2 separate regions of the Homo sapiens genome follow, and region 1 is linked to region 2. The links are chromatin contacts, found by Hi-C or POLR2A ChIA-PET in ENCODE. All regions are on one chromosome and are shown on one strand. Each heading gives the region's core, a stretch centred on a gene start or an enhancer-like site at or near the end of the contact. The rest is flanking DNA. Distances are from core to core; before and after follow the strand shown.

Region 1 (4,469 bases), core at 1,571-4,070, 710 kb after region 2:
AAATACAAAGACATAAAAGAACTCAAAACATAAGCCACTTTTGCATAGTCATTAACTGCAGATTATATGACTTATGCTCTTACAAAGAATCGTTTGAAGCATCAGATGAAGAGGGAAGGCAGAGCAGTGAGAAGTCTTTGAATGAGACCTTTGAGCTTGTATTGCAGACTTGGGAACTCACCTCATGTAATGGGGAAAACAGGCTGATTATTTAGTTCTTTTTTATTAAAAAAACTCTATAATTATAATAAAACCCTTTTTAATTTATTTACCTAATATCCCCTTGCCTGAAATGTCTTTTTTTTTTTTGTTTTTGTTTTTTGAGACAGGGTCTGGCTCTGTTGCCCAGGCTGGAGCTTGGCTCACTGCAACCTCCACCTCCCGGCCTCAAATTATCCTCCCACCTCAGTCTCCTGAGTAGCTGGGACTACAGGCATGAGGCACCACACCCAGGTAATTTTTGTATTTTTGGTAGAAACAAGGTTTCACCATGTTGGCCAGCTGGTCTCAAACTCCTGGCCTCAAGCAATCCTCCCGCCTCAGTCTCTCAAAGTAATCCTTCAGTCTAATCACCAAAAGTAATAGCTTGTTTCTGCTGTGAAGGAAATCTACAATAATAATTATATTGAGTGTTTTCATACATTTGATTAGTATAACCAAATAATTTCAATAAGTATAAAGATTTAAAATGAACATTTCCTTAATGTTGTTTAACCTGCATTATAGGTTTTATTTACAACTCAACCCTTATCCATAAATAATAGTCTCAAATATTTACTAAAAGTCAATATATTTTGTGTATGATATCACAGCCATAAAAACAATCAAATTAGAAGTAGCATTTACAGTATTAGTCACAGATAGGAAACCATAATTTAGTGAAGAATAACAAAAATAAATAAATATAGATTGACAGATACATAGTTAGATTCTGAAATTTAACTTTGGCTTTACCCAACCTTGTTGAGAATGAAATCATGTATGCAGGGTGCCTTAAAGGCACTTTTTTCCTAAAAATTGTATATATTGGAAATAATTCACCAAGAAAATCCTAAGAAAGAAAAAGAGTTTATGTGATTGACTTTGGGTTATCAAAGCAAAGACTATCCAGGGTAAATAACAGGCAGAGGATAGTGATTACAGCTCATTTATTAAAATAGCAACATTGGTACATATCTGAGTCAAGCCTGGAACTCCCCCTCCCTCTCAACTAGACAAGTTAGGCTTTAAAATTACTGTAAAAATTAAGTCAAATTGCCTGTGAAGGTAAGCTCTTAGAAGAATTTTTTAGGTAGATGATCTACATAACAAGACATGCACCAACCAAATCTGCAGTCAAATATTGGGGGAAAAAAGCAACAACAGTAGGTTTGTGTTTATTGCGATGTCTGGAATATTTTAAAAATTAAGCTCCTGGCCTCAGCCTAGGGATTTCTAATCAATTCCAGGAAATGTACTGTATCTTTCCTTGAGGCCAGCAGGAAAGCCCCTTGGCAAGGGTGTCTGGAATGGCCACTTGACATCCCCAGCACACCTCTTGCCAAAGTTACCCATGGCTGCTGACAGAGAGACTGATGTGCTGCCACAGATTGACTTTAGGGATGAACAGATCAAGATCAACTAATCTGGGCAGATGCATTAAAGTGTTTCTGTGTATTTAAGCATACCATAGAAAGACAAATTCAACAGCTTTCACTTTGCTTTCATACAACGTTGTTCTCTTACGTGTTTTCTATTTTTGTTTATATACTAATTTCCTCTAGATTGACTGGGTTCTAAATTTATTATGAATTTGGTAAAGCCTCTGAACTTTGTGTTTCTATATTACACACCTTGTGTCTGTGACTACTGTTGTGGTTATACACTCGGGATTTTGAAGTCTCAACGATAATCACCATAAGTCATTTTTAGCAGCTCTGTTTAAAAGATTCCATCAGTAGAAATTCAGCACGGGTAACTTTCACTTAAACATTCCAGACCCTCAGAATCCTTTACATTTAAGTGATGTGTTAAAAACAATGGCACCTCTTTTTACTTAATTTCAGTCACATTTGGAAGAAGATAAGAAAGTTTATTCTGAACTCCATCACTCACTATTACTGAGTTTGCTTCATTGTTGAAACTAGGGAAAATTAGTCCGAGGTTTCAAAAAAGCAGCTAAACAATTTTTTTTCCAAATTCTTATCCACCATGACTAGACCATGGCAAAAAAAAAAAGAAAAAAAAAGAAAAAAGAAAGAAAAAAAAGGAAAAGAAAAACAATAAAACACAAACAAACAAAAAACCCAGAGAGACAAAAACACACTTCAGCATAGTAGAAAGAAAGCAGATATACGTAGACACAAATCCCCAAGCTCTCCACTTACTGGGTAAGTGGAGCTACTTAATATCACTACAATTCAGTTTCTTTATTTATAAAATAGAGATGACACCTCCTTCATCGCTTTGCTGAAGGATTACAGGATGATGGGTGAACTGTAATACTTGGTACATATTATACATTCAATATACATTAGGAGGACCCCTTTCTGCTCATTATGTGGACAGAGGTAAAGTACCAGGCCAGGGTATTTATGATGACTATGTGGAAAGACTTTGGCTTCTATGGGGATGACATGGTTATAGGAATCAAAACTTTGACATTAAAAACTTTCATATCCCTTTATGAAATTCAATGAAAAAGAAAGAGCTGTTGATGCTGTGGGCTAAACATGAGGACAGTAATGGTTGGATTAACACAGCTGGACCACAGAGTGCCAGATGGTGGAAGACACCCTTCCCCTTCCCCTTCCCAACCCATAAATCCTAGAACCCTGAGCCCCCTAGTGTGAGCTTTGTGCATTTGTGCTTGAGGCAGCGAGGTTCTCCCACCATAGGTCCCAGTTGGCATATCCACCAACAGCTCTCACCAAATCACACTTGTGTCCTGCCTTCCTTTCCACATCCGCCTGCACTCTCACCACCCCCAAAGAAGCACCTTTACTGTATATTACAGATATGTTTGATTTCTCTAAGCAAAATGTTCTCATATTCTACGTACAATTGCATTCAAAACCTAAGTTCCACTATCTTAGAGATGATTGTGTTGTTGTGTTTTTGTTTCCTTGAGGGAATATTACCTCTGTAAACCATATGGCAAAGGGACAAGATGGAACATGAGTCACTGTACACAAGGGAACAAACATCCAGACATGAAGGCAGCGTCACAACAACTCCAGAGGCTGGCAGTTTCTGGGCTTCAAAAGGAAAATAACTTTTTTTTTTAACTCTGCAAACCACAGCTACTTGTGTGGTTGATGTGTAGCTAAAGGCCACGGGTCTCCTATCACATGATCTCACACAGAACTGGAGTTCTTCCAGTGAGCAGGTGTTAACGGTCCCTGAAAACCAGTTTGTAAGAGATCGTAGCTGTCATCCCGGAGTGGTGTGTTTTAATAGAAAGAAACCCATGTTTCCCAGGAAATTGCTATCAAAGTTCAACAGAGATTCCAGTGCATGAGCGGAACATAATTTACCCACCATTTATCTTTAATGAGCACCTACTGTGTGTCAGGTACTAAGCACCTGCTAGCTTTGTCTATTTTAATCCTGCTGTTCCTTTAAATCTCAGGCAAACATCACTTTCTTACAAAAGCCTTCCCTTACTTCCCTGAGTCAGATCCTCCTTTTACACACTCTGGTAATATGACATCTCTGTCTTTCACGGCTCTTAACCATGGCTGAATTTTACAGTATTTATGGCATTCTTTTATTAACATTTGTCTCCTCCAGCAAGCTGTAAGCACCATGAGGGCAAGTACTGTGTCTGACTTTAGTCAGTACTATATCCACAGCACCTAGAAGGCACTCATGTATTTATCAACAAATGCAGGTCTTTATGTTGTCTGCAATCTTACATGCTCCTGAGGTAACAGTTCAGCTGACCTGATTTAGGGTCAGCTAGGATAAAATGAGTAAATATTAATTAGGAATAAAGTGCATATTTCTTTCTTTGGGAGACATAGATTACCCACACCAGTGGTGAACTGGTAAGCCAGCTCTCTTGAAATTAGTCAGTCAATCAATCAATAACCCTGACTGGTATTGTTTGCCAAATTCCTTGGTGCAAATACTCTCCCCATATCCAATTTCAGACTACCGGTATGAAGTTATTGGACCTGAGTTGGGAAGAAATGCACACAATCAGCAATCATGAGCCAATTTGAAGCAGCACTAGCATACACTGCCTCACACCCCACAGATACTCTGAACTATTGCATCACTCCCATGATTTGTCATAACTGTAGCCACAAGAGCAGCCTACGATACCTTGTGTCTTCTGGAGGCATGTAATTAGAGACCCCATGAAATAAAGTCACATACAAATGATTCACCAGGAAAAGCCAACATCACTGGGAATGGAATGTTAATTTTTTAATCTGCATAAGATTGAAATTACAGTTAAGATCCTGTTTGACGGAACATGGTTT
Region 2 (4,636 bases), core at 269-2,768:
CTCACAACACCATTTTAGCAAGATCCCAAGAGTACCATAGTGTCAAGCACTAAGGAGTCTGAACTTTACCAGTTTAGATGCCTACGTTCAGAGAGACATTGAGCGAAGTCTTTTTAGGGCAGGGAATACCTTGACAGCCTTGGCCTTCCCTAGGTTGGACCTGCTGTGCCTGTGGTGAGCCTTTAACACCCGACTGCCATAAGCCACATTCTGAAAGGCCGTACACCCACATATACTGTCTGGGTGCCTGAAGCTCTGCCTTCCATCTCTGCCCACTGGGCTATGATTGTAGCATTCCATTTTGCTCTTACTGGGGGAAGTATTCTTGTCCCTCTCTCCTGCACCCAAATGCCCAGCTGCTGGCTGGGACTCATGAGTAGAAGGTCAGTGTAGGCTTCAAAGCTAGTATTTCCATTTTTCCCATTCTACTACATCTGCCTCCCATGGCTTACTTTTGTTTTGTTTTAGAGACAGGGTCTTGCTCTGTCACTCAGGCTGGAGTGCAGAGGCATGATCATGGCTCACTGCAGCCTCGAACTCCTGGGCTCAAGGGATCATCCCACTTCAGCCTCCTGAGTAGCTGGGACTACAGGTGTATGCCATGATGCCCAGCTCCCATGGCTTACTTTTGGAACAATGTGTTTGTCAAATTAAGTACACAGGCCTGCAAGAACTGGGAAGGAGAACTCTTATCTTACTTAGTACCTCTCGACATGTACTTTTTGCTTTAGAGACAACTAAGTAGCCATATCAGAACAAGTGTCAGTTGAAGGATACCTTTAAGATATTCATTTACAAATGCTTTTCTGAATGCTTTGTGTATGATAGTTCCGTATCTCATTATTAATTCTTTTAAGCTTTTAGTGCAGGCAAAACTAACATGTTTAACATCAGTCCTCTTATTTTTTACTATAAATAGTTGCAAGAATTAAATGAAATAATATATTTAGAAGTCTTAACACATTCCACACAGCAGTCACTAGCTATTATTACCCTTCTAACTGTACATGCTGGCAGTTATCTGGCTCAAGGAGTTTTTAGTGGGATATGATATATTTTGCCTCTCAATTTTGAGTTTTAATGCTTTTTACCATCAAAGGATTGACATATCTTCCTGGAAAAGATAAAAAAGATCTTTGAAGATTTGTTTTCTTCAAAGTTATGACAACCACAGCAACGTGCCTCAGTGTAGATACTCTGGTTGCTAAGGACCGCATAGATCAGGGTAAAAAGTGGGCTGATGGTACCTGTCATTTTCTTTTCTTTTCTTTTTGTCACTTGGAGGGAAGAAGCAGCTTGGTAGATGCTTGGGCTTGTGTCTGAGGCATCACAGCAGCATTGTGAAAAAGAATCAGTCAGCATGATGGTATCTATCTTTTTGGACTGACTTCTGGACGGATCTGCCATTCTACCGCTGTACTTTGCTCTTCAGGGAAACATGGAAGCACATTCCCATGCTAAAGAAACTTCTATGTGATCAGTTCACTATGCAGAGCACTGGGAGTTTCCCTCCTCAACAGAGATTGCAGCACACAGCCTCTGCCTTGCTCAACACCACAAGATTCTGTGTCAATAATCAAGGACAAAATAGCTCTAAAATTAAATCTTATTTCCAGCCTAGAGAATTTTTAATCTAGATTTACAGACATCATAAAAAGTAATGATTACTATGTCAAGAAAGGTAATTTTCATGAAGGAAATGACTTCTAATCCAAATGGTTTATTTGTAGGATTAATGTCATATGAACCTGTTTTATACAAAGTTGTAGGGAGACAAAAAAAAGGGAAGAAATTAATTTCGAGCCTAAATATACCAGTAAATAAATAAGTTGACAAAAATGAGCTAATTTTAACTTCAAATCACTCACCCAATTCGTCTTGTACAATAACCTCAGAAACACAAATACACCATGTCCGGCTGCATATGAAAGTGGCAAGAGCTTGTCATTTCCATTTTTAAAAGGAGAAGCAAATGTGTCTAGCTTACTCAATTTTTTCCTAACTTCAACTTTCATGTTTATATAACCATCAGGGAGACGTGCTGACTCACAGTCAGCCTCTGGGGCAGCACTTCCCTTTTCTTTAGTTCTTGAAGAAACAAGTATGGTGCTCCCAGGAGAGTGGACAAGCTAACCATGTGAGTTTTTTATACACACAAGTAATATAATCGTGTACATTTATGTTAATTGACAAAAGTCTGAACAAGATAATCCCTAAACAATAAGAATGATTTTATTTTATTTATTTAATTTTTTTGAGATGGAGTCTCACTCTGTTACCCAAGCTGGCTTGATCTTGACTCACTGCAACCTCCATCTCCCAGGTTCAAGTGATTCTCCTGCCTCTGCCTCCCGAGTAGCTGGGACTACAGGCTCACACGCCACCACACCCAGCTAATTAAGAATTATTTTAAGCAAGAATTGCTTTTTAAAATGCTAAACAAAATGATAAAGTCCACAAGTTTTTAGGTTTGTAGGTGAAGTCTTAGCTGACTTCCCACCTCCAGCAGGTTGGAAACTGTTCTTGATGCTCCCATAATACTTAGGATTTACACGATCATTGCGACACTACAGCACTTAATAGTAGCCAGGAGATAGAAGGTTCCGTGTATGGGGTACTGAGTTTGCACTGCACTTCTTCTCACTCCAGGCCACAGACCCCCGGACTCTACTTCCTTCCTTAGAGTCAGGAACTAAGAGGAAAATATTCAGCTTGGTTTTCTGGAGTGAGAAATACAGGGTTGAGACTACGTCAAGACAGTTATGTAAATAATGTAGGTGAAAAACTGAAGAAGAGATGAGGAGCCACCACAGCTTCCCAATCGATTTATTTGCTTCCAACTTTTCCAACATTGCTGCTCAGTGAGCTTTCAAAAATGCCAGTCCAATTAATTCACTTTTCTGCTTAAAACCCTTCAGTGCATCCGAGGGGACTTGAGATAAAGACCAAAGCCCTCACCTGCCCTGGAGGCCTTGAGTGACATGGTCCTCCCCTCACCTGCCTGGGGAAACCACTCTTGCTCCTGAGGGCTCCAGACTTCACCTGCAGTTGCTCTCTTAGTTCATCGAAACAGATGGGCTTCTTCCTGCCTCAGGGCCATTGCTCCTGCTGTCCTCCTGCCTGAATCATCGCAGCAGACTGCCAGCCCTTCTGCTGTCTTTGGCTGCACACTTCTTTTCTTTGGCCAGCCAAGAGATGACTGAAGTTTGAATTTGAATGCCTTAAGGCCAGTAGACTTCCTCCAGTGGGCCTTCAGTTCTAATATTTCTTGTTGTCTTACCCCTGCCAGATGCACACATTTGTGTTACCTGCCTGATCTCTTAAAGGAATTTGAGTTTGCAATCTCTGGACTAATTAATGTCTACTGATCAACCAATAAAGCACAAATGCCACCTCCTCACAAAAACTTTCACAGCCCCACAAAAAATCCTGTACTTTCCCTTCATAGCACTTGTCACAACAACAATTAAATAACTAATTGTGTTATTACATGTCTAAAGTCTATATTCCCGGCCAGCATGGACATTCCAAAAGGGCAGGGACTCTTGTCTTTTTCACCACTATGTTCTTAGTGTTTACATATAGAAGGCACTCAATGATTGAATGGATGAATGATAAAGCTAAAGTATTCCAAAGCTTAGTGACATAAATAATTCTCTAAAAGCTTTAAATGAGAATTATAGGCAAACATTTTTCTGAGATTATTTGAGCCTAGTCCTTCCAGGAGACACTGAGATCCCACAACCCTGAGGATGATATATCACGGGAAGCTCATGACAGTGATTTCGTACTACTGTGCTAGGTCTAAAGGGCAGAAGGAATGGGGAAGCCAAGAGGGCTCCAGGCTCCATGCAACTAATGAAACCATAGCAGCTCTACTTGCTAGACTTTTATCATTATTCACTTTCTTTCTTTCTTCCTTTTTTTTTTTTGAGACAGAGTTTCACTCTTGTTGCCCATGCTGGAGTGCAATGGTGCAATCTCGGCTCATCGCAAACTCTGTCTCCCGGGTTCAAGCGATTCTCCTGCCTCAGCCTCCTGAGTAGCTAGGATTACAGGCATGTGCCACCACGCCAAGCTAATTTTGTATTTTTAGTAGAGATGGGGTTTCTCCATGTTGGTCAGGCTGGTCTCAAACTCCTGACCTCAGGTGATCTGCCCACCTCAGCCTCCCAAAGTGCTGGAATTACAGGCATGAACCACCGCGCCCAGCCTGTCATTATTCACTTTCTATCTTTTATGTAAATATAGTGAATTTCTGCATAGGATTTGTCTGAACAAACCTTATACCAAGGCTTTGACAGTGTCTATCTTATTGGTTATGGTATCCATGGCTCCTAGGATGGTGCCTGGCACTGAGTGTTGGTGTCTATGAATGGTAACCTACTTGTGGTAAAGATATTTACAAAGCTAGGATCAGATTTCTGTTGTGTTTCAGGATCAGGAAGTAGTGAAGCTGTCCTATTGCAGGTAACATTGGTAGCATTACCTATCACATATGATGAGGGTTTCTTCCATCCATTCAGTCCAATTGCAAAACCAAATCAAACAACTTCTTTTCCTTCCCAAATGATATTTAATTCAAGTCCTTCAAATGCATTTCGAAAGCTTCTCTTGTCCATGCTCCTTCTCTATG

Evidence for each region. Hi-C counts contacts between places; a loop is a spot of excess contacts on that map. ChIA-PET counts read pairs that join two places held with the same protein, here RNA polymerase II (POLR2A). Pooled maps may share reads with other maps.
Region 1: a loop to region 2 is called in a pooled map, with 3 times the contacts of the local background. The contact joins two enhancer-like sites. A Hi-C loop is called at or near these places in 1 of 50 pooled maps. POLR2A ChIA-PET finds 5 or more read pairs at or near these places in 2 of 52 experiments (BJ and activated naive CD4-positive, alpha-beta T cell).

The regions. Positions count from the first base shown.
Region 1 is chr6:135,084,736-135,089,204 of GRCh38, forward strand. No RefSeq gene overlaps it. Among named protein-coding and RNA genes, the nearest start is that of HBS1L, 32 kb to the left of the region's middle. RefSeq lists silencers at 1,496-1,575, 1,586-1,645 and an enhancer at 3,998-4,047. Within about 2 kb of position 2,821, at least 7 of the 41 ENCODE cell types and tissues checked have a DNase peak (open chromatin) inside an H3K27ac peak, as active enhancers do.
Region 2 is chr6:134,371,578-134,376,213 of GRCh38, forward strand. No RefSeq gene overlaps it. Among named protein-coding and RNA genes, the nearest start is that of SGK1, 56 kb to the left of the region's middle. Within about 2 kb of position 1,519, at least 18 of the 41 ENCODE cell types and tissues checked have a DNase peak (open chromatin) inside an H3K27ac peak, as active enhancers do.